Linked DNA regions of Homo sapiens: regions 1 and 3 are each linked to region 2. The links are chromatin loops, found by intact Hi-C in ENCODE. Cell type or tissue: heart left ventricle. All regions are shown on one strand. Region 1 overlaps SMARCA2 (SWI/SNF related BAF chromatin remodeling complex subunit ATPase 2). Region 2 overlaps VLDLR (very low density lipoprotein receptor). Region 3 has its middle 290 kb from the start of VLDLR.

Evidence for each region. Hi-C counts contacts between places; a loop is a spot of excess contacts. Peaks named below come from ENCODE experiments on the same cell type or tissue, not always from the same donor. Only the 100,000 strongest peaks of a DNase experiment are listed, where the experiment ranks them.
Region 1: a loop joins it to region 2, with 2.6 times the contacts of the local background. A loop is called at or near these places in 26 of 110 quality-filtered maps.
Region 3: it touches region 2 in a loop (2.0-fold over the local background); 7 of 110 quality-filtered maps call a loop at or near these places.

Annotation. Positions count from the first base shown.
Region 1 is chr9:2,143,505-2,151,504 of GRCh38, reverse strand. The region is part of intron 27 of SMARCA2 (SWI/SNF related BAF chromatin remodeling complex subunit ATPase 2); the gene reads right to left. Among named protein-coding and RNA genes, the nearest start is that of SMARCA2, 130 kb to the right of the region's middle. In heart left ventricle, a CTCF peak has its summit at 4,675 (motif pointing left); no DNase peak of the experiment used is centred here.
Region 2 is chr9:2,626,801-2,634,800 of GRCh38, reverse strand. The region is part of intron 1 of VLDLR (very low density lipoprotein receptor); the gene reads right to left. Among named protein-coding and RNA genes, the nearest start is that of VLDLR-AS1, 8.4 kb to the right of the region's middle. In heart left ventricle, no CTCF peak of the experiment used is centred here; a DNase peak (open chromatin) is centred at 4,340; H3K27ac peaks cover 4,157 bases.
Region 3 is chr9:2,331,880-2,339,879 of GRCh38, reverse strand. No RefSeq gene overlaps it. Among named protein-coding and RNA genes, the nearest start is that of VLDLR, 290 kb to the left of the region's middle. In heart left ventricle, a CTCF peak has its summit at 3,607 (motif pointing left); no DNase peak of the experiment used is centred here.

The sequences.
Region 1 (8,000 bases), 480 kb after region 2:
CTGCCTCATCCTCCCAAAGTGTTGGGATTACAGGCATGAGCCACTGTGCCCAGCCTCAATCTGGTTCGTACTGTAGCTTCATGCTGGCCTGGGTCTTGTACTGTCTTCGTTATCCTGTTGCCATTTTCACATCTCATCACAACAAATTTCACTTCCTTCATTACTACTACCTGTTTCTTTGCAGCACTTTCATCTTTGGTGGCCAATTCCCTCTCCTGATGAACTATTTTTTTAAATGTCATGTTTTCACTGAGAAAGAAGGCAGCAACACAGCTACATACTTTGCTGTCTGTGCATGAACTGAACAGACGCTCGCTAACAAATCACCACCAGATTCTGAGAAGTGATATGATTAGTTATTGATCAAAATGTACATGTGTCATGTACATAGTGATTTGTGAAGTTAGCCCCAAAGTCTGTGTTTTATGTGCAGTGACTCGGAATTGCTATACTATAGTGTTATGGGCTGAACTGCATCCCTCTAAAATTCATACGTTGAGGTCCTAATCCCCAAGACTTTAGATTGTGACTGTATTTTGAGATAGGGCTTTTAAAGAGTTAAAATGGCCCTAGGCCTATATGACTGCTGTCTTTCTAAGAAAAGGCTGCTAAGACACAGATGCACATAGAGGAACAACCCCGCATACATACACCAAGGAGGTAGCCATTTACAAGCCAAGGGGAGAAGTCTCAGAAGAAACCAAACCTGCTGACACCTTGATCTCAGACTTCCAGCCTCCACACAGTGAGATAATAAATCTCTGTTGTTTAAACCACCAATCTGTGGTATTTTATAATGGTAGTCCTAGCAAACTATTACATAGGGTAACTAAAATTTGTCATTGAGGGACTGGTGTTTAACTATATCCAGTGATGGGAATGTGTACATATGGAATGGTGCAAAGCAACGCTGCTCGTAGGCACATATAACACACCCCTCGGAGTAAACGATGGCAGGCTTTATCTTTCCTGCCATCCTATAATCTAAGGGAAACTGCCCCACCCACAGCATCTGCTGCCTGCGCTGCCATCTTCTGTATCAGGCAGCTGCTATCTGTCCTAGTCTCACCTGATGGAGATGGGAATGGTCCCCTGTTCTCAGAGTACCCTGTCTCTAAGCTTGTGTGGGGCCTGGCATGAGGGTCTCTGCACAAGCACAGCCAGAGTGATTGGCTGAGCCAGTCAGTTCACTTCTATTAAGAATTTGAGCTGCAGGTGTGAAAGAACATGTCCAGTTGGTATGGCAGTAGAAGTTGAATATAGGTCATAAGGTAGCATTATGCTAGGGATGTTATGAGTAGAAGCCATGAATAAGCAGAGGCCAACAGGAGATATGCAAAAAGTATACTGTGTGAAGGAGATGACTAGCTCTTCCCAGGGAGGTTCTAATTCCTTGCACTCACACACAAGTATTTGGTTAGCAATAGATACAGACGCATGTACTCACATACATGTATGTACACATACATAAATACACATAGATGCACATACACATATTATTAGAGTGTCAGTAGAGGAGTGTCTGGTTCTAGTTAAATTTGAGAAGCCAACTTGAAATGTACACTCATTTCAGATCTAGTCTGTATGCTGTTGCTAAGTATATAAAAGGTTATTTGTCAAGTATGTCTATCCCACTTTATTTAATAAAGCTAAAATGCCAAACAAAATTTTGAGTTTTGGTTAGCTAAGAGCTACATATATGTGGCAAAGACAATTTGCTATCCAATAAACTTTAAAATGAATCTCTAAAGCGCAAAAAAATAAGAACAAAGGTGAACATGGCCAGTGATATGGTTTGGCTCTGTGTCCCCACCCAAATCTCATCTTGAATTGTACTCCCATAATTCCCACATGTTGTGCGAAGGACCCGGTGGGAGATAATTTGAATCATGGGAGCGGTTTCCCTCACACTGTTCTCATGGTAGTGAATAAATCTTACAAGATTTGATAGTTTTATAAGAGGTTTCCTTTTTCGTTGTTGTTTTTTTGAGGAGTCTCACTCTGTCGCCCAGGCTGGAGTGCAATGGCATGTTCGTGGCTCACTGCAACCTCTGCTTCCCGGGTTCAAGCAATTCTCCTGCCTCAGCCTCCTGAGTAGCTTGGATTACGGGCACCCACCATCATGCCTGGCTAATTTTTTTTATATTTTTGTAGAGATGGGGTTTCACCATGCTGGCCAGGCTGGTCTTGAACTCCTGACCTCAGGTGATCCACCTGCCTCAGCCTCCCAAAGTGCTTGGATTACAGGTGTGAGCCACCACACCCAGCCAGGGGTTTCCACTTTTGCATCTCTCTCATTTTCTCTTGCCGCCACCATGTAAGAAGTGCCTTTTGCCTCCTGCCATGATTCTGAGGCCTCCCCAGCCATGTGGAACTGTAAGTCCAATTAAACCTCCTTTTCTTCCCAGTCTCAGGTATGTCTTTATCAGCAGTGTGAAAACAGACTAATACAGGCAGGTTTTACTAATAAACACACTTAGCTATATTCTGGCCCTGCATGGCTTCCATAGCTTTTTGGTATTCCAAGCCAGGACTAGCCGTTTTGCTGGTAATACATGGCTGAAATCAACATGAAGAGTTGGTGGCAGAGAAGGAGACACCAGGAGACCAGGTCAACTGAAGCACAGTCAAGGATTTGCGCAGGAGAGACAAACACAAAGTGCTCTAATGGGCAATGGCAAGATCTATAGAAAACAAGCTGGGCACCGTGGCTCACACTTGTAATCTCAGTGCTTTGGGAGGCTGAGGCAGGAGGATTACTAGAGGCCATGAGTTAGAGACCAGCCTAGGCAACATGGCAAAACTCTGTCTCTACAAAAAATAAAAAAATTAGTTGGGTGTGGTGGCATGTGCGTGTGTCTCAGAAAAAAGAAAGAAAACATCTCCTTATACCTAATGCTAAATGACGAGTTAATGGGTGCAGCACACCAACATGGCACATGTATAGATATGTAACAAACCTGCACATTGTGCACATGTACCCTAAAACTTAAAGTATAATAATAATAAAATAATAATAAAAAAAAGAAAACATCTCCTAAAATGTGTTCCAGAAATGGAGTATCTAGAGAAAATTTTAGAGGGTATACAACTGATAGTCAATAAATCTGAAGGAAATTAAGAGGCTCACTCAACTGACCACTACTTATGACTCTGCCTACTGCACAGACCTTCCTTGTCTAGGCCACTCTGCTCTTGCCATTTGGCTCAAATACCAATGATCAGCTGTGTTCCCAAACATGTTGATGTTAGTTATACTTATTACTGGAGCTACATTAATTCAATTAGATAGTACTTACATAAATGAATATAATGTAACTGTGAGAAGAAATTGGGTTCTTAGTTCTATAAAGAGCATGAACAATACAAGACTCCAAAAAGGTGAGTTTCTTTAAAAACAGCAGCAGCAACAGAAATGCTGTTGAATTTGGTGAGGGCTAGACTGTTACAACTGGGAGGCAAGTGTAAACTCAGCATGCTTTGTTAATATTAGGATTCTCATTCATGGCTGGGTATAGTGGCTCACACCTGTAATCCCAGCACTCTGGGAGGCTGAGGTGCAAGAATCACTCAAGGCCAGGAGTTTGAGGGAGGCTGCAATGAGCTGTGATCATGCCACTGCACTACAGCCTGGGTGAGGCCCTACTTTTTTTTTTTGAGACGGAGTCTGGCTCTGTCACCCAGGCTGGAGTGCAATGGTGCGAACTCAGCTCACTGCAACCTCTGCCTCCCGGGTTCAAGCAATTTTCCCTGCCTCAGCCTCCCAAGTAGCTGGGATTACAAGTGCCCGCCCACCACGCCCCGCTAATTTTCGTATTTTTAGTAGAGACAGGGTTTTGCCGTGTTGGCCAGGCTGGTCTCGAACTCCTGACCTCAGCTGATACTCCCGCCTTGGCCTCCCAAAGTGCTAGGATTACAGGCGTGAGCCACCACGCCCAGAACACCAAAACTGGAAATCCTAAGTGAAACATTATAGGTGTTATTTCTGTGAGAAAGATTATGTGTGATTTATGTGTTCTAGCCAGTTTACTCAAAGAGGCAATCTCAGCCTTACAATGAAAGATGTGGCAAACAGATATATGCTTTTAATTAAAAATTACATGTACATATAAGTGACATATTATTTTCTCACCCTAATGAATGTTTTCGTTGACCAATGCACCACTGGTTCTGATTATTTAAGAAGGCATCTGCTCTTCCATCTTTTTGGAATGGGGGTCATAAAGAAGGTCATAGTACCTTGCTTTTTTTTTTTTTTTTTTTGGTCACTCAGTACATTTTTTCCCTGTAATAATACTTAATAGCTCGATTCTGTACTTTTTCTAAATAGTTATGAGCTGTATCCTATTGCTCAGATCTTAAACACTTCTGTCATGAGCTACTGCACTACTCAGTTTCTTAAATTCTCCTCAGTCTATCAATTCCAAGCCTGCCTGTATGGAACTGTCAGAGATGTTTGAAGCAGAGCAACTCCATCTTGAATAGGGGCTATGTAAAATAAAGCTGAAACCTACTGGGCTGCATTCTCAGACAGTTAAGGCATTGTCAGTCACAGGATGAGATGGGAGGTCAGCACAAGATACAGGTCATAAAGACCTTGCTGATAAAACAGCTTGCAGTACAGAAGCCAGCCAAAACCCACCAAAACCAAGATGGTGATGAGAGTGACCTCTGGTGGCCCTCACTGCTACACTCCCACCAGAGCCATGACAGTTTACAAATGCCATGGCAACATCAGGAAGTTACCCTATGTGGTCTAAAAAGGGGAGGCATGAAAAATCCACTCTTTATTTAGCATATCATCAAAAAACCACCACAAAAATGGGCAAGCAGCAGCCCTCGAAGCTGCTCTGCCTATGGAGTAGCCATTCTTTATCCCTTTACTTTCCTAATAAACTTGCTTTCTCTTTACTGTATGGATTTGCCTCAAATTCTTTCTTGTGCAAGATTCAAGAACCCTCTCTTGGGATCTGGATCCGGACCCCTTTTCAGCAACATCTTTCTGGTGACCACAAAGCCACAATACCTAGGAAACCCCCGATCCAAAGGCTAACTTTGAGTAAGTGGTGGGATCCGGTAACAGAATCTAGAGATCTCTATGATCTGATCCTACCCATCCTGATTTCGCATATTTCTTATTGCTGTGGACTAAATGATTGTGTCCTCCCAGAATTCCTGTCTTGAAATCCTAGCCCACAAGGTGATGGTATTAGGAGGTGGGGCCTTTGGGAGGTGATTAGGTCATGATTGGGAATAGTGCCCTTATTAAAAAAGACCCCAAAGAGCTCCCATGTCCCTTCTACCATGTGAGGACACAGCAAAAAGGCACTGTCTATGAACCAGGAAACAGAATCACCAGACATGGAATCTGCTGGTGCCTTGATCTTGGACTTCCCAGCTTCTAGAACTGCTTATAAACCAATCTATGGTATTTTGGTATAGCATCCCAGACTAAGACACCCAGCTATGCGAACATTCTGCAAATAATAGGAACACAAAGCCCATGCCACACTGTAGCATGCCATATTTATTCCCACCTTTGTGATTACTCTTACTTCTCGCCTGGGATGTCTTTCCCAATCCCCTGTGCCTATGCACATTGCATACATGTTCAGTGATCAACTCCCATTCCACTACCCCTCCAGGTGTGCCAGATCATCTTGATTTTTTCTTCTTACAAAGATAATGCCTTCGTTTTTCTCAATTCCCCTAGAGTACATAGCACAGTAATGAGGGAGGGAAACTAGATACTGTAAAAACAGTTGAGAACGAATTCAACTTTTAGATAGGGTTCCCTGGGAAAACTGCTCTTAGATATATATCCATTTATGGAACACTAAGTCCAAATGTATTTGTTCTAGGTATTTTAATGTCAATCTTCAAGTACTAAAGGATAAACTCTAGCATCAAACTCTCTGCATCTTCCCTACTTCACCCATTCCTCACCTCCCCTTTACTGTCAGGTGTCTAGGGTCACCTTTACGGATGATTCTACCGCCTGACCACACAATAAAATTCCTTGGCACCCAGAAGGACATTAATAATTTTAAAAAAATTGCCAAAAGCTTTCTAATTCCCACATCTTAGTCTTGTCTAAACTCTTTTATTTACTTTCTCCTCCATTGCTCCTTACTTAAAATATCTCTCCTTTCTATAGTGTTTGGGTTTCTCTCTCTTTTTTTTTTTTTTTTTTTTTTTTTGAGACAAGAGTCTTCACTCTGTCACCCAGGCTGAAGTGCAGTGTTGCAGTCTCGGCTCACTGCAACCTCCGCCTCCCGAGTTTGGATGATTCTCTTGCCTCAGCCTCCCAAGTAGCTCAGAGAGACTACAGACATGCACCACCATGCCCGGCTAATTTTTGTATTGTTAGTAGAGATGGGTTTCACCATTTTGGCCAGACTGGTTTCGAACTCCTGACCTCAAGTGATCCGTCCGCCTAGGCCTCCCAAAATGCTGGGATTACAGGCATGAGCCACCATAACCAGCGCGTTTCTCTAAGTTTACTAGCCACATTTTTCTCTCCTTAAATGCAGATTCCCCAACTTTTCTTTTGGCTTTTTTTTCATTCACAGATTGTGAATATGCAGTCAAATGTGGGCAATTACCCTTTCTGAGTACACACCAGGCACCACTAAGTCTGGATGTCCTCAGCAGCAACAGGTGAGATGAGTTGTGATCAGCAACAGGTGAGATGAGTTGTGATCAGCAACAGGTGAGTCTCTTAATGACCTCTGGAGGCCTCGCTGCTAGAGAACTTCACTACTGCCCCCCTGGAGGGGACATAAGCCATAATTCAGGAAGGCTGTTAATTTTACTGATCCTGGAGACGGGGCTCTTTTGTGGACTCCTGCTGAGCAGCCTAGATCATAGACTCCAATCCTCCATATGGTGAGTGCTTTCTGAGCAGCTCCTAACTACTGATGGGAGGCTCCTGAGAGGAATCTAAGCCCTCCTCCTGGGTGTAAAATCTGCCATGGGGATCCTACTTGCCTCTATGGCTTCAAACATGACCTTGTCGGGACTCAGAAAGTGATACCCCAAAGACTGGTGCCTTGACATGCTTAGAGGCCTTAGAAGCTGCCTCAGAATCGAGGTCCTTCTAACCTGGTCTTGTCCCACCCCCATCCAGCGAAGGACACAAGAACGGACTTGCTCTGGAATTTCCTCATCTGGCCAAGAAAGTTTAACAGTCACAGTACGCAGGGGTCGCCAACAGAAACACAACTGTTTCCCTCTCCTCCCTGAAATTTCATTATCTCAGAAAAGAAGACTGAGGAATGCAACCACATCTGAGAAGACTCCTTCACAAGATAATACCTGCCTCTTGGGCTCATTCAAATTTCAAGAAAAAAATCATTTCCAAGTTAACTTCTGTCCATTCATTTCCTCTAATGATTGACTGCCCCCTCAAAAGAAATGCCTACATCCCCCCCCATCTCCCGGCTCCCCTATGAAAAGGGTATGTACGATTCTGTATTGCACTAGGTTATTGGGTAATCATCCTCCTGTGAGTTCCCCGTGCTATGCCTGTTAACATTTTGTATGTCTTTTCTCCTATTAATCTGCCTTTGTCAGTTGATTCTCAACGAACCTTCAGAGGGGAAAGGGGGAAGTTCTCCCTTGGCCCCTACAACCTCAATGCATATGGCTTCAAAAATTATCTCTCTAGCCTGCGCTTCTTTTTGGAGTCACCAATTGGGAATTCCACTGTCCTACCAAACATCACAAATCAAGTTTATCACTTTTCCTTCAACCAAGCAAATATTTCTCTTTGTGGATCCTGTCCGTCTCATCTAAAGGTAGCATCATTTCCCAGTTATCTCTCCTGGAAATCTTTAAAATGATCAGTTTCCCTTATCACATCCCTGCAGTCCTATTTGTCATCATATAGTTTACCTCTGAAATAGTTCATAAGCAATCTTTTCCCCCTGGTCTCCCTGCTGTCAGACGGGTCTCCTCTCCCACAGGGTCACATTTAAATGGCCTCCCTTATGGGTTTT
Region 2 (8,000 bases):
TCCTCTTAGAAACTGAGGTCTAATTGGAAAAACACAGCTTTAAAAAACAGCTCCAAGATAAAAGCAACAAGAAAGTATAGTTAAGAGGGAAAGGAAGATCATTTGTCATTTAAAGAGGAGAGGAAAGGAAAGTGAGGTGGAGCTGAAGATGTAGTTTCGATTTCTCTGAATCTGGTTTTCTATGCTTAATGTATGGATATTTAATTCACACAATGGTGTGAACTAAGACTTCTAAGTGGGACAGTTGGTGTTTTGCCCGGCACAGGCCAGCTAATGTTCAGGTGCTTCCTATCATTAGCAGTTCCGTCCTTCTGGCGGATGTGATTGCTTCACGATAAAAGGCACAGATGTGGCCCTTAAAGCAAATATACTGCAAATATTTGAGAAAAACAGTGGAATCATATAGTTCACGCAGATTACTTAGGGAGGGTGTCCCAGCAGAAGGCCTTCCGATTTCCTGCCACCTTTCAGCATTTGCAGCTGTGGCATGCTGGCATAAGAACTGATATTACAGAGACAAGCACAGACTGGAACTCTTGTGTTACGTGCACAATACCCTAGTTGGTCTCCCTAGTGTCAGCTACTCCCTGCTGTCTGGGAGCATTTCGTGCTTTGTGGCTCTTCCCAGGGAGATTAAAATTTGGCCCAAATCAAGATGACCATATGGGTGTGGTTACTTCCTTGGATATTAAATATGTTGCTTTTAAAACTGCATCTATCACTCTGCTCCCATGAGTCTAATTAAGCTAGGACCCAGCTACAAAGCAGAATGGTTTCCTACCTTCATTTCATAATACTTTTTCATTCTTCACGTTTTATTGGTTGTAATATACTAGGGATTTAGAAGGGGAACTAGAGGAGGGTAGAGATTGTTGTCAGGAAGCATCACCTGTGTTGTTTTATACTGCTAAACCAAATCTGAGGTACCTGGTGCCTCTCCCCTCTCCCCTCATTGCCACTGGATTCTTAATATGTTTGCAATATTCTCAATGCTGAGGGTACGTGTCTTGCAGTTCTATATGACCTTACTACCTTTGGGGACTGTGAAAGTGGTAAGACTCTACCTTGAGTAATCAGGAAAAGAATGATTTGTAGTCTGAGAACATAGGTATAAATATACTTGGAAAGAATAGTCAGGTTGGAGTTAAGATACAGTAAAGACTGAAAGCCTCTGATTTTTTTTTTAAGGTTTTAGTTACCAAAGGTTATTAAGTCAAAATGAGACAACAACATTGACATTGATATCTACATAATCAAAATGGAAACCTTGTAATCAGATTTGAATAGCAACTTAAAGGTCAATGTCAATTGATAGTTTCCCACCTCAGGGTTAAGGTACCTGGAAGACAACCTCCTTAAGAATGAGTTTGAAGCTACAGATTTCCTAGGCACTCAGAGTGGCCTGGGATTAAGTATGGGCATACAGTATCCCAAGGCTGATATTTACTCTACTATTGCCTTAAAGAGGGTCTCTGAATTTAGTTGTAATATACAAGCTATCAACAGTAATAAATTCTATTAAAATCCTAGCAGCTCTGCTCTAAGAGTCTATATTGAGGAGACTCAGGACAGGCATCAGCATTTTCTACTAAGAAAATATCCGAAGCCAAAAAGGAGTTTAATTTCTAGCTTTTCTTATCCGAGATATTTCCACTTTACTCAAGCTTCTGCCTGATCATCATAAAGCTGTGTTTTACTCCCTCTCTCTCAACCACACACACACACACACACACACACACACACACACACTCTCTCTCTCTCTCTCTCTCCAATAAGGAGTAGCAACAGGCATTAGGAGTACAGTGTGCTACTAAAATGTCCCTGCCTGTTTAAAAGAATGACATTGGGGTGGGGGTGGGAAGACAAGCTGGCTTTATAAAGGACTCTTTAAAGACAGGCAAATAAAGACCTTAAGCTTTATGGCTATGCCTCTTCGTTTCCTAGTTTCCTAAGCACTTTGTTTTGAGGGACTGCTACTGGGCAGAAAGTGCTCCCTAGTTCTGTTTAATTCTCTGCTTCCCACAGAGAGGGAGAGCTCAGACACTAAATCGAATGCCCAGCCCTTAGCCACCTGACTGGAACACTGTTAAGTTTTCTGTTCAAGTTTTTAAAAGGTTCTACCTATCCACCTCTGGTGCTCAGCTGGGACTGCTGCTGTGCAGAGCTCTAGGAGAACTGAAAGCACCAAATGAGTTAAGAGGCTTTTGGTTTCCAAAGCTTTGGGATTATAGGATTGTGGACCTGCAGTCTATTTCCATCCATGAAAGTTACGTCTCAAATTCAGTATTATACTTTCATAAAGGGAACAAGTTGAGCTTGAAATCATCTACACTCGAGATTCTTTTAATTCTTCAGGCTAAACTAAAGCCAATGACACCTCAAAAAATACCTTGGAAGTAGAAGTGCTAGGCATTTCTGCTCAGACAGGTGAGAAGATGGGGCAAAATGCAATTGTTAGTGGGTTCCTTAAAGCCATGAGGTTTCACAAGAATGCCTCAGGCTAGAGGGGTGGTTGAAGTGGAGGGAAAGGCCACAGTAGCAGAGGCCCTGGGTGTTCCACCTCTGCCTCTACCAAGACTTTCTTTTGAATATTGGATTTTGGTGTAAGAATTTGAAAAGGGTTCTATTAAGAAATTGTCTAGGTTTTCTTCCAGCTCTAATCCTTAGAATATCTCTGCTCCTTTGGGTGAGGGGGTTGGAAGTCGCTTGTACCTACTCACTTATGTGCCTATTTAAATTTGTAATGAATGAATTCCTGGAGCGTCAAAAAATTCTCACTTTTACTGTCACTTATATAGATGGAATCAGACTATAGAATATGCACACTAACTTCAAGGACCTATTTTCCTGGGAGCCTTGCTTCTCTAAGTAGTTAACTTTGCTACACAGACACATTGGCAGTTCACTGGCTCCAAGAAAAACAGGGTTCTTCTTGGTGGTGTTTGTATAAATTTATGAGGTACATGTAAAATTTTGTTACATGTATGTAATGAATCTATACTGATGAAATCCGAGGATTTAGGGTGTCCATCACGCGAGCACGTTTTTGTTAACTACAGTCATTGACGTTATTTCTTCTACCTTACTGTAGGTTTGTATTCTTTAACCCACTTCCTTTCATCTGCTCTCCCTTTCCCCCTACTTCTGAGTCTCTGTCATCTTTCTACCATCTACCTCCATGGAATGAAATATTTAAGCTTCCACATACGATTGAGAACATAAGATATTTGTCCTGCTGTGCCTGGCTTATTTCCCTTAGCATAATGACCTCCAATTCCATCCCCATGCTGCTGCAAATGGCATGATTTCATTCATTTTCATGGCTGAATAGTATTCCATTGTGTATATGTACCATATTTTCTTTACCCTTTCATTATTGATGGGCATTTAGGTTGATTCTGTATCTTTGTTACTGTGAATAGTGCTGCAATAAACATGCCAGTGCAGGTATCCCTTGGATATACTGATTTTTCCTTTGGGTAGATACCCAGTAGAGGGATTGCTGGATCAAATGTTAATTCCAGTTTTAGTTTTTTGGGAAATCTGCATATTGTTTTCCTTGGTGGCTGTATTAGTTTACATTCTCACCAGCAGTGTATAAGACTTCCCTTTTCTCCATATCCTCAGCAACATCTGTTGTATTTTGTCTTTTTATTAATAGCCATTCTGACTGGTATAAGATTATATGTCATTTTGGTTTTGGTTTGCATTTCTCTAATGATTAGTAATGGTAACGATTTTTTCATGTATCTGTTGGTTATTTTTATGTCCTCTTTTGAGAAATGTCTATTCATGTCCTTTCTCCACTTTTTAATGGGATTATTTTTTCCCCATTGTTTGAGTTTGTATATTCTGGATATTAGTCTCCTGTCAGATAATAGTTTGCAAATATTTTCTCCCATTCGGCAGGTTGTTCTTCACTTTGTTGATTATTTCTTTTGCTGTGCAGAAGCTTTTTAGTTTAATTAAGTCCCATTTGTCTATTTTGTTTTTGTGGCCTAAGCTTTTGAGGTCTCTTTCATAAATTCCTTGTCTAGACCAATGTCCTAGAGGGAAACTCAGGGTTTTTAATGCATATAGAAGTCAGCCGCCATTGTCTAATTTTCCCTGTAGCGGTTGACATGGAGGACTAATACATAAGCTTCAGTAAAAAACTGCATAGGCCTTCGAGTAAATACCAAGCCTTCCAAACGGACTACAAATCTCCCTATGGGGCTCCGAGCAGCACCCTGGCAGGAGCACTCCAAGATGCATGCCCAGAATATAGAGAAAGTGTCTCTGGGTACCAGGCTCAGAGCGTACTTCAGCCTGCACAGAGGCTCATGCTGCCACACTGCTGGGGCCACCAGGGCCAAGCATTTACATCTCTCATGCCCTTACTCATTGCTTGAGCATATGGGTGTTACTTGCTGGAATTCCTTCCGTCCATTTGTTTTGGCACTTCTGGGGCCACCAAGGGCATTTATTTTTAGTCTAGTTCACTTCTACTGCTTGCCACTTTAATGACAGTGTTTCTATTTGTAAGCTAAAACTCCTTTCAGGACAAGCAAATTTCTGAGTCAGCAAAAAAGTTTTCCTAAGGGGAGAAGGGTTTGTAAGAGGCAAAGTACCACAACAGGTGTTAAGGGAAATGTTCTGAGCTGTCAAGCACAAAGATTGTGCTCTGGCCTTAAAGTCAGCCTCTGAAACATTGTAAGAACCAGTTTGGGCCAGGCACGGTGGCTCATGCCTGTAATCCCAGCACTTTGGGAGGCTGAGGCGGGCAGATCACCTGAGGTCAGGGGTTCAAGACCAGCCTGGTCAACATGGTGAAACCCAGTGTCTGCTAAAAATACAAAAATTAGCCAGGCATTACACACACCTGTAATCCCAGCTCCTTGGGAGGCTGATGCAGGAGAATTGTTTGAACCTGGGAGGTAGAAGTTGCAGTGAGCCGAGATAGTGCCATTGCACTCCAGCCTGGGCAACAAGAGTGAAACTCCATCTCGAAAACAAACAAACAAACAGCAACAAAAACACTAGTTCGGGGGCCACTAAAAAGTGGTGAATATGTAGGCTAATTCTTCTGAGTCATGGAAATAAGTGAATTTTACAGTTCAATTGTCAGTTACATTCAATTTCCATTTACATCAAATTGATCTTAAGAATCATGGACATAATCAAATCGTTTTTGTTGTTGGTCAAACACTGCTCTAAGACTTCACATCTCTTAGCTTTTAAAATTCTTAATCCTGCACAGTTGGCCCTATTATTCCTCTTTTACAGATCAGGAAACCTGGTAGAGAAGGAAAGTACAGTCACTTGTCCCAGATTGCCCTGGGCAGAGCTAGGAGTTGAACCCAGGCACTGGCTCTAGATACTGTGTTACTAAGCATCAACTTAGATTTAGCCTTGTTGTTGAGATGGAGGCCTGCTTTCCTTCCTCATTCTAAGTTTTTAAAAATGTTTCTAGAATTCCTCAGCAAGTCTTCTAAAAGGATTATAGCTCTTGGTTTTCTTGTCTAGGGTTCAAGTCAGAGGAAAGGCCCTCCATCGGATATACCTTGAAAATCGTTAGCTTCTGTGAGTGGTAAACTAAGTCAGTCGTTCTCAAGCTCCCGTGTGCATCAGAATCCCCAGGAAGGCTTGTTAAAACACAGAATGCTGGGCCCCAGCCTGGATTCTGATTCAGCAGGTCTAGAACAGGGCCTAAGTTTGCATTTCTAATGAGTCAATGTTGACACATGAACTCAATTAACATTGAATTAATGTTGCCAATTTCGGTCCACACTTTGAGAACCACTGCACTAAGGTTAAGAAGCTACAGCTTCTACCCATAATGTAAGTGGCTCTTTCATTTTCAGGGTTGTAGCATATACCAATAACACCCTCATAAGGCCTAATGTTCATCACAGGAGGGACACAGGAGATAAATGCCTCTTTTACAATACACATGATAGTAACATGTGAGTAAAGCCCTCAAAACTATTTTGCAGAAAAAATTTATTTGGGTGTCTTACTAGGCAGAGGTTCTTCTAAAATCCATCCTTCCCTCCCTGTGTAGTCTATCTTTGATTGGCCCCATTACTTACTCTAAATCAGTACTCCAGAAATGAGCCCAAATTCTTCCCTGACATTTGGCCATCAATCCCTGGCTATGCCCAAGCCCTCCTCTCACCTGATGTCAATTTAAATGTCTTGTTCCTTTGCCTCCAGGCTGCCACATTCTCTACCCATATCAAGCAACCTAGTGATTCAAGCAACCTAGAATAGCCAAGAATGGGGTCATTTCTTGGCTTACCACTATCTCTAGGATTAAGTTCCCTACTAATTTCCTCAGACTTTTCCCTATTGGTCACTACCCACCATCTGCTATACGGGCTGAGCTAACAGCTCAAAGGGGACCCACTCACTTCCCCATGGCTTTGCCCTTCCTCATGGCTGCTTTGTCTCAGTTTGTTCATGTTGCCCTTGTCCACCCATTCACCAGGAGTGGGCTCAGATTGTATTCTTGAATGAGGCCTCAATGCCTTTTTTGGAAAAACTAGGTATGGTCTGGCTGCTTTCTCATAATAGTCCCTGTCACAGAGCCATCACCCAAGGAGATGAGTTCAGCTACCATTTTTCACCTTTAGACACAGAGATCCCCTAAGGCATGGGCTGCAGTTCACATTTGTAACTCAGGACCTGGTGCCTGACATCCTATATTCTCTAGGCACTAGTTGGTAGTCTTGGGTGCATGAGTTGATTTATTAGTTTACTAATAAAGCTGGTCTGAACTAAAAACTTTTGTCAAAAACATTTCCCCCAGCTTTTTCAGAACTTGAAACCAAGTGTGACTGGTTGTTTTACTAGCTAGAATACTTTGAAAGACTCTAGGTTATAAAGGTCCCTGTTCCCTAGGCCTATGAGGGTACCTTCACCTCATCTTTGTAGCAATTTTTTTTTTTTTTTTTTGAGATGGATTCTCGCACTGTAGCCCAGGCTGGAGTGCAGTGGCGTTATCTCGGCTCACTGAAATCTCTGCCACCCGGGTTCAAGCGATTCTCCTGCCTCAGCCTCCTGAGTAGCTGGGATTACAGGCTCGCACCACCACACCCAGCTAATTTTTTTGTATTTTTAGTAGAGATGGGCTTTCACTATGTTGGCCAGGCTGGTCTCGAACTCCTGACCTCGTGATCTGCCTGCCTCGGCCTCCAAAAGCACTGGGATTATAGGTTTGAGCCACCGCGCCCGGCCTCTTTGTTGCAATTTATCATTTAAAAACAGTGCATTTTCACACACTTGTCTGTCAGAATGAGTGTGTCCCTTTGGGTGTGTTGGCTTCATTTCCATGTGAAAAGAGAGGTTCCAACACCTGAGAAGGTTAGCAGCGGCTAACTGGTAAAGTTGAGTGTGATATATCAGACGCAGATTTTACTTCTGACATGTTTTAATGCTCTTTGGTAATACTGGCAGTAATCCATTGTTGCTTTAGTCATATCACTTTTGTAGGATTATCTGCAGACATAGAATTATTTCTGGCTTTTTGAAATTAAAGTCTAAGTTCTTGGTAATTTTAGGGAAACTTCATAAGCTAGAACCCAGATAGCATATGGAAATTCCAGAAATCTCCAGCTGCTATCTGCCTCTTTTATGATTAAGTCTTAAACACTGGATCTGCTCACTCCTCTTCAGAGCTTCTATTCCAAGCGGTCTTTGGCTGTTTCCTGCTTTGATTCCCCTACTAGACTAAGTGCCACAAAGGAAGGAACCAGTGCTATGGTCACTCTGTCCCCATGCCTGGTGCCATATGGTAGGTACTCAGTAGATGTACATTAAGTGGTTTCCAGAAGATGCACAAAGATGACCAACATCAATCTGCAACCTACTTAGTGAACATACAGATCAGTTAATACCTCAGATGTGGGGAAGTCTTTCTTAAGAAAATGAAAGATTAGAGGCAGTCTATAAAATAGAAACCCTGTTTACTCACAGCATGTGGGAGAACTATTAAGTTCTAACAAACTTGTGATGTAACT
Region 3 (8,000 bases), 290 kb after region 2:
TTGGGAATACAATAGGAATATTTTCTGTGATCAAAAAACTTCATCTAGTGAAGATAACAAAAATAAACGCTTTGTAAAATACTTACTACTATAATATGGGTTTTAAAAAACGCTATGGCTTCCTAGAGGTAAACGAAAGTTCAGTCATGTCTAGAAATTTGGCAGATGTTCCTGACAACAATGACTTAAGATACCCTGAGAATGACCCTATGGTCTAAACATAATGTGCGTTGGGAGTTTCGAGCGGGGGAATCTGGGAGTGACCAACCTGCAGATTCATTCCTCATCTATGAGGAACATCTAAACCCCTGGCCCAAGCCATGGAATGCAGGCCATACAGGGAATCAAGGCCCTTTGTTTTGGGTTAAATGAAGGTTGCTAGGGGGAAGGTGCTAGGGGAAAGATGTTAAGCAAAAATGTTGTATGAACTGCATGATTTTTACAAATGGCAGTGGTTCTCCTGTCCAGCCTGCTGCCACTGGAGTGCCCTGTATGTGAGTCCCCTCAAAAAAAACCCGTGCCTCATTTGCTGGCTCTGCGCCTCTTCTTTGGCCTCTCAAACATGGTGCCATCCCTATTGAAATCAATAGGAGTCCAGCATGACAAGTTCCTGGAGGAAAAGATCATAAACTGCGTTCAATTTTGTAAAACCAAAGTCTGTAGTTAGAAAGGAAACAAGAGTTCATTTGGCTAGCCCTTTATTCAATCACCTAATTAAGCCTCTATTATCTTGAGACCCAGAGAAGTTAAACATCATCCCAATCCCCATCTATCCCACTCTGCATAACATATTCTAGTGTTATTAACCATGCACTTTCCAAATCAAAGGTTTTACACATCTGAGATTTTGCAAATAGAATTTCCTGCTCTTCTGTATGAGTCAGGATAGACTAGCATACACTGCAGTATCAACTCTGGAATTTTATGGCTTTAAACAACAAAGGTTTCTTTCTGCTCATGGTAGTCACTCAAGGACCCAGACTGATGGAGTGTTTATTTTAACACAAGCTTCTACAATTTCTGTAGCAGTGGGAAGGGAATATGGTAAATCACATATACGTGTTTAAAGCTTCTGCCTAGAAATGCCATATATTGCTTTCACCCACCTGTCACTGGCTCGAGCATGTCATGTGGCTATACTTACATGTAAGAGGTCAGGGACAGGCTATTCTATGTACATGAAAGAGGGAAAAATCAGAAATACTTAATGGTTAGCATTAATGACTAGCACCTTCCTAAAATCTTTTTACCATCCTAATTCCTATTCGAGCTTGTAGATTCAGCTCAGATGTTATCTATTCAGAGACCCTCCTTGTGTCATGCTCCCCACCTGCAGAGTGGGTGAGAAGATCCCACCTGTGCTTCAGACTTCAGGCACTTACTTCCATTATTGCATAGACAATACAGCATAGACATTATCTCTCCACTTGTCCATCTCCCACATAGTACGGGGTGCTCCCCAAGGACAGCAACCACTTTTTACTACTGTGTGCTCAGCACCCAGCACAGTGCCTGCTACATAACAGACACTCAAATGCGTGTTTGTTGAACTGAGCAAAGCTGGGCGACAGCACTGAAAATAAAACTTCCTTTTTATGAGAATCCATTGTGCCAGAGCTAACTGAAACATCGTGCAGTGTTTTAAACATTTTTCAATGCCAGCCTCTTCTCTCCTGCTGTTTATCAAATTACAGTGACATATTCAGGTGATAAAAAGAGCTCCCCTTAGGCAGAACTTAAATATAAACATTCTAGAAAACTTTTGCCTTCATCTGTTTCACTAGTCAAGTGAACCTTGCACAAAGCCTCAAGTTTTGGGTTGTTCGGGTTTTTTCCCTAAACAGAGTTTATTCAGCAAGTAAGTAGGGCCTGGACTGGGAAAGTAACTCATTTCTCTCACTCTTTGTGGAGATGTAAATCAGGTCATAAGCAAAAGTCATTTGGAAATCTTATTTCTCTGTGGGCTCATCTATTCTGCTCTGCTGCGTGGGTGAATCCCAGGAGCACCCTCCTGCCTTTTCTGTGCCATTAAGACAGAAGAGGGAATTGTACTTAGAGATTTCCTTAAGCCAAGACTCATTTGATTGCGGTCAGGAAAACTTAGGCCAAGTTCATTGGGAAACTGAACCCAGAGCCAAGGACAGCTCCGTGGCAGTATCCGGCTAGTGGTAAGGCAGAAATGACATCCTGCCATATTTCCATGTGGATTCTCTACAAAGACAGCAAAAAAACTCTTTCCTTTTTTTTTTTTTTTTAACCTAACACCCTTCTCAGTTCATAATAGAGCATTTCCTAATGCCTTGCTACTCAAGGTGTGGTTCAAAGACCATCAGCATTTGTATCACCTGGGACCCTGTTAGAAATTGATCATCTTGGCCCTCTCTCTACACTTGCTGAATCAGAACTTGCAGTTTAGCAAGATTCCCAGGTGATACATGTAGACATGAAAATTTGAGAAGCACTGAGCTGGGCTCTGAACACATCTTATGGAGGAGTCTCATTAGTATAAGTACAGCTTTGCCTACCACGGTCCTCATCTGACACTTTGGGAAAGGTAAACACTCCTTGAGCCAGGAGGTATTGCACTTTCTTTATTCATTGTTTAGGAGGCCACAGGTGATTGAAGGTGAAGGGAAAACCATCGTGTGTCCAAGGATCTCAGGGCCAGTTCCTCCTGCAGACAGCTCTCTTTATAACTGGGTAGTAGTCAGCCAGGCTGAAAATATGGGCAGTCCATTTACTGTGGGCTGATAAAAAAGACCCAGAGATGCTGCAAAACCATCTCCAAAGATCCCCAGCCTCCTATGCTACAAGCCACAGCTGGCAGCTCTTTTACAGCGTTTGCCTTAGGTGAGAGTGGTGAGAAGTAGGAGACAGCAGGATTTATGGGCTGTTTAAAACTTCCTATGTCATTTTTCTCCTTTGTACAAATACATGGACTCTTCTGACCGTTTCTCTTCTCCTCTGACTGTTGTTTTCTTCTTTGTGCTGTCTGATTTCCATTATCTCTCTTTCTCCCCAGTTTCCCTCTCTCTTCCGATGACATTACTTAGGTTTACTGCTAACTTGACTATCCTGTAGTACAACGTTGTCTCATTCATCATTTTGCCCTTTCTTGGTAGACTATCTTAGTTCATGTCATTTCATGTACCCTGAGATTAAGGTATTTCTGTAATGACTTCTGCTATCTTTTCGTTATATTTTTGTATTACTATGCAATGATATTGAGTATTTCATGTGTTCTTTTACAAAGTGACCGATGCTAATGCACTGCATGTAGTCAGTTAAAAGAAACTCAGCATGCTAGGCTAGCATGGGTAAAGGTCTTCATCCATTATCTCCACTTCTCTCCCGTACTATCAATCTCTCCATCTCCAATGGCAACTGACCTTCAGCCTACAGCATATTCAGATCTCCTCCATCTTAAAAAAAAAATCTGGTTTCAATCCTGTTCTCCCTTAAGCATACTGCCCAAAGGGGTTCGGTGTGTATTTGAGTACCCAGTTTCCTTCGTTTGGAATGCTTAACTATCTCCTGTCTGCCTGCATTTCTCTTTTGTGCTGCCATCTAAGTGAACTTTTTGAAACATAAGCTGTTACTGCACCCCCTGCTGGAAATCTGGCAATGGCATTCTTCCATTAATCTCAGACATCCAGATATTGAGTGCCCTTTGCAGCTGAGTCCAAGCGTTACTTACCAACCTATTTCAGGTCATTCATTACCTGCTCAAATGCATAACCCCATGGTGTTTCCTGTTGTCTTCTAAACACAATAACGGGTTTTCTTGCCCACTACCTGTATCTGTTCATTTTTCTATGTACATTATTTTCCCTTTTAGTATCTGCTGAGGTCCTGCTTAACCCTTCAAGACCCAGCCAAGGTCACCTTTCTTGTGTCAGAAGCCTAAAGCCTTACATGACCTCCTCTTTGTTCCCAAGCATCTTAGCCATGCCTCTGTCTCATTGATTGCCATGTGAATGTTTATGATTCTGCAGCATGAGTTTCCTGAACTCTTGGATTTTTATTCCACTTGTCTTTATACCCCAACTTCTAATATAATGCCTGATATAAAAAGATATGCAAATGTTTATTGAATTAAATTTCATATTGTCTGTAGATTTTTTCAGTTTATTTCATACTGTGATTTTAGACTCGTAAGTTGGTTATCAATTCAATCAGGAAAGAGTCATTTACAGAGACACAAAGTCAGAAAGCATAGTTTCTGGGAGGTGTGCAGTTCTGGATGGGATCCAGCCTCCCAGAGGAAAATAAGTCATGGAGAATCAGCAAGCCTCTTAGCCCTGAACTTCCTCTCCCCGTATGCTTTTGATTTGACCTGCTGAAAAAGCAACTTCTCTAGCCTCCTTTGCTGCCAAGAGATTGCCCTGGATGATTTGGCTATCGTGAAGGAGGAAATGCTGGACCTAGCCACCACTGGCCAGATATCCACTGGAAATCAGGCCAGAGGCCAGATGGGTCAGCAATTAGGCCTCAGCACTTAGGGGAGTTGAATAAAGGGTAAGGAAGCTAGAAAACTGTGAGTGGTTTCCACATTTGCTTTACAGAGTTAAGGAACGGATGCACGCTGTGCTGGGAGCACCTTACAAAACCCCACTGCAGTCTTCTCCTCCTCTGTATTGCATACTCAGCTGGGTTCCAAACTTCAGGTGCATGGTTCCTTGATGGCACTGAGTGGCGCTGCCCAGAGCCATGCTGTGAACAGGAGAAATGACAATCCTGAGGCCTCCCAAACTGGCTTTGCCTCTGCTGGGGATGAACAGGCTTCTCAGCTGGCTCAGGAGCTCCAAGTGGTCCACTGGAGTAAAATCCAGTATGTTTTACTCCCTAGAGGTCTGTGGGGCACTCCACAACTACCTCCAAAACCAGAGTGGACTGTAACACACATTTTGGACTTGCACTTGCCTGAGTCCAAACTTTGGAGTTTTTCAAATGTTTCATGGTGGAAAAGGTATATCCACATGTTCCAGTCAACGCTCCTATTGCCAGACATCACAGGAACTGTTCTCAGAAGAAACTCCCACTCCCCACATTTTATGTTGAGTTCACGTCATCATGCAATGACTGAAATAGAGAGAAACTTTACTAAAAAATAGTTAGATGTGTTAGTATGTGTACAAGTATACTGTTTATTTATGTCTATGTAAATAATTGCAGTGTTTTGTTTTGTTTTGTTTTGTTTTTTGAGATGGAGTCTCACTCTGTGACCCAGGCTGGAGTGCAGTGGTGCAATCTTGGCTCATTGCAGCCTCCGCCTCCCAGGTTCAAGTAATTCTCCTGCCTCAGCCTTCTGAGTAGCTGGGATGACAGGCCCCTGTCACCATGACCAGCCATTTCCTTTTGTATTTTTTAGTAGAGATGGGGTTTCACCATGTTGGCCAGGCTGGTCTCAAACTCCTGACCTCAAGTGATCCCTCTGCCTTGGCCTCCCGACGTGCTGGGATTACAGACATGAGCCACCACAGCCAGCCCAGTGGATGATTTTTAAGTATTGAAATACTTACATTTTTCTGGAAGCAGTATTTTTGAAATTTTTTTTAAGATTCTGAATCATAGTATTGAAATACTTATATTTTTCTTGGAACAATTTTTTAAATATTTTTTGAAATTCTGAATCTGAATCTTTTACAACTTGAGATATACCCAGAGAGCTATTTGCTGCATTGCAATTTCTAATCCAACAAAACTGCACTCGTTTAGAAAATACTCTTCTATACCTCCATAATCCTCAAGAGGAGAATGAAAATGACAATCAAAACCAAGCATCTATTGCAAGGAATATTTCTTATTCTAGTTCAAAGACTTTTTGAAAAAGTGGAATATAAACAATACAAAATTGAAGTTGATGCAGGTAACTGCATCAGATACCCCATCTACAGATGGTGACACTGGAAGAGTCCAAGATAAACTGGCAGTGCTCTCTTTAAAACAAGGTTATAGCTCACGAGCCACAGAAAGATCCTTGAAAAAGGAAGAGCTTTGCAGAAACACTTCCTCAAAGTTGCTAAATAAAAGGAGGGATTATTTGAAAATGTTAAGCCAGAGGAAAATATTTGGAGTTAGTTTATAACCCTAATGTCACCATTCATGCATGATGTCTTACATTCCAATAAAATGTCAAAGATTTTTCAACAGCTGAACAAATTTGCAGGACAGTAAACTCTCATTATGACACCTTTTTTTTGGTAAATTTTTAAGTACTTTATTAATAAGTTAATTAATACTTAATTATTTAGTACTTAAATTTTCAACTTTCTGGGGATTGTTAAAGTTTTTATTTTATATAAAGTTTTTAGTAATTTTATTAATTTACTGCTAATAAACAATTTTGCAATAACAATGTATGTTTAGTACACATACATTTAAAAATTTAGATTTTTACTTGTCTTAAGGTATATTGAATTTTTAGTTGTTAACACATTAAATATTTGGTTTAATTTTTTGCTTCACTAACTCTGAATACATTAAAAAACATAAAATGCCAGTATCAATAGTAGTATTTTAATGTTATGCAAAATAAATATCAAGTTACTGAAACTGGCATTTTGCTTTGGTATTGTAATCAAATAAATCAAACAGTAAAACAATAATAAATAAAATAATAAAACAATAAAAGCCCATAATTATACACATAATACACACACATTTATACACATATATAGATGCAGAGGGAACATTTAAGGCATAGAACTGGTTTCTATATCTTTCCCCCTTATATTCCGATTTCCACCATTTGTTAAATTGAATGCTAAACAAGTTTCTCAGAGCTTCTCAAAATGAGGACTGTCATCTCAATCTGGTTAAAACCATACTGTGGTTGCTCCTATGTCACAATCAAATAGAAATTACAGGATACCAGGAGCTAGAGACGGGCCAAAAGGGTTTCATTGTTTTAGCCCTTAATAAATGCAGTGCAAGCAGTAGTCATACATGATGGATTTCCTTTTCACCTCTGAGAGAGGGATTCATCCATCGTCAGTTCATTGCCTATGAGCTGGATCGACTTACTCAGTGGCTCAGGTCAGTGGGTGCTGACCTCTGAAAGGGCTTCACTCTCCACAGCCAGCTCCCTGCAGCATGGACTCAGGCCCCCATTCCAAGAGGGACATGTGTTTTGACCTTCTCTCTTACTTTCCTCAGGGAGCCTCAGAGGCCCATGAAATGTCTAATTAGAACTCTTTCAGTGCATTCGGATTAGGTTTCTCCCTATTCAAAAAAAAGAGAAAAGGCAAAGTATAGTTTCTAAACAAAGACTCTTAACAGGGCATTTGCAGGTATTACAAGTTTTTTTCCCTTGTTTCAGGTTCTTACTCAGGCTGCTTCAGGAAGAGAGAGCTTGCCCAAGGTCAGAGAGGTAGTAAGTGGTTCAGCCAGGACCCAACCCCAAGTCTAGCTGCTTCAAGAGCTTATGTTCTTCCAGCTCTATCAGCTCTACCTACAGCATGCATCAGAATCCCCTGGAGGACTGGTTAAAACACAGATTGCCAGTCCCCTTCCCACCCCAGGGGTGAGGGCCCACAAATTTGCGTGTCTAACAGGATCCCAGGTGATGTCCTCAGATCACTGCACCGTATCAATGCCCTCCAACCTGAGAGGGAACTTGTTAGGAGGGTCCCCCTGCCACCAGCACTTCCAAGTGATTCTGATGTAGGTGACCCACAGGTGATATTTGGGATAAATTATGTCAGCTAACGGTAGCTATAGGTAAGTGCATAGTATCTATAATTCCAAACAGCATGGCACAATGAAGTGCTAAATACAAGTTTTAAAATAATTAGATGTGAATGACAGACAGCAATTAATTTTTTTTTTTTTTTTGAGGTGGAGTTTCACTCTCGTTGCCCAGGCTGGATGGTGCGATCTCGGCTCACTGCAACCTCTGCCTCCCGGGTTTAAGCGATTCTCCTGTCTCAGCCTCCTGAGTAGCTGGGACTACAGGCACGTGCCACCACACCCAACTAATTTTTTTTTGTATTTTTAGT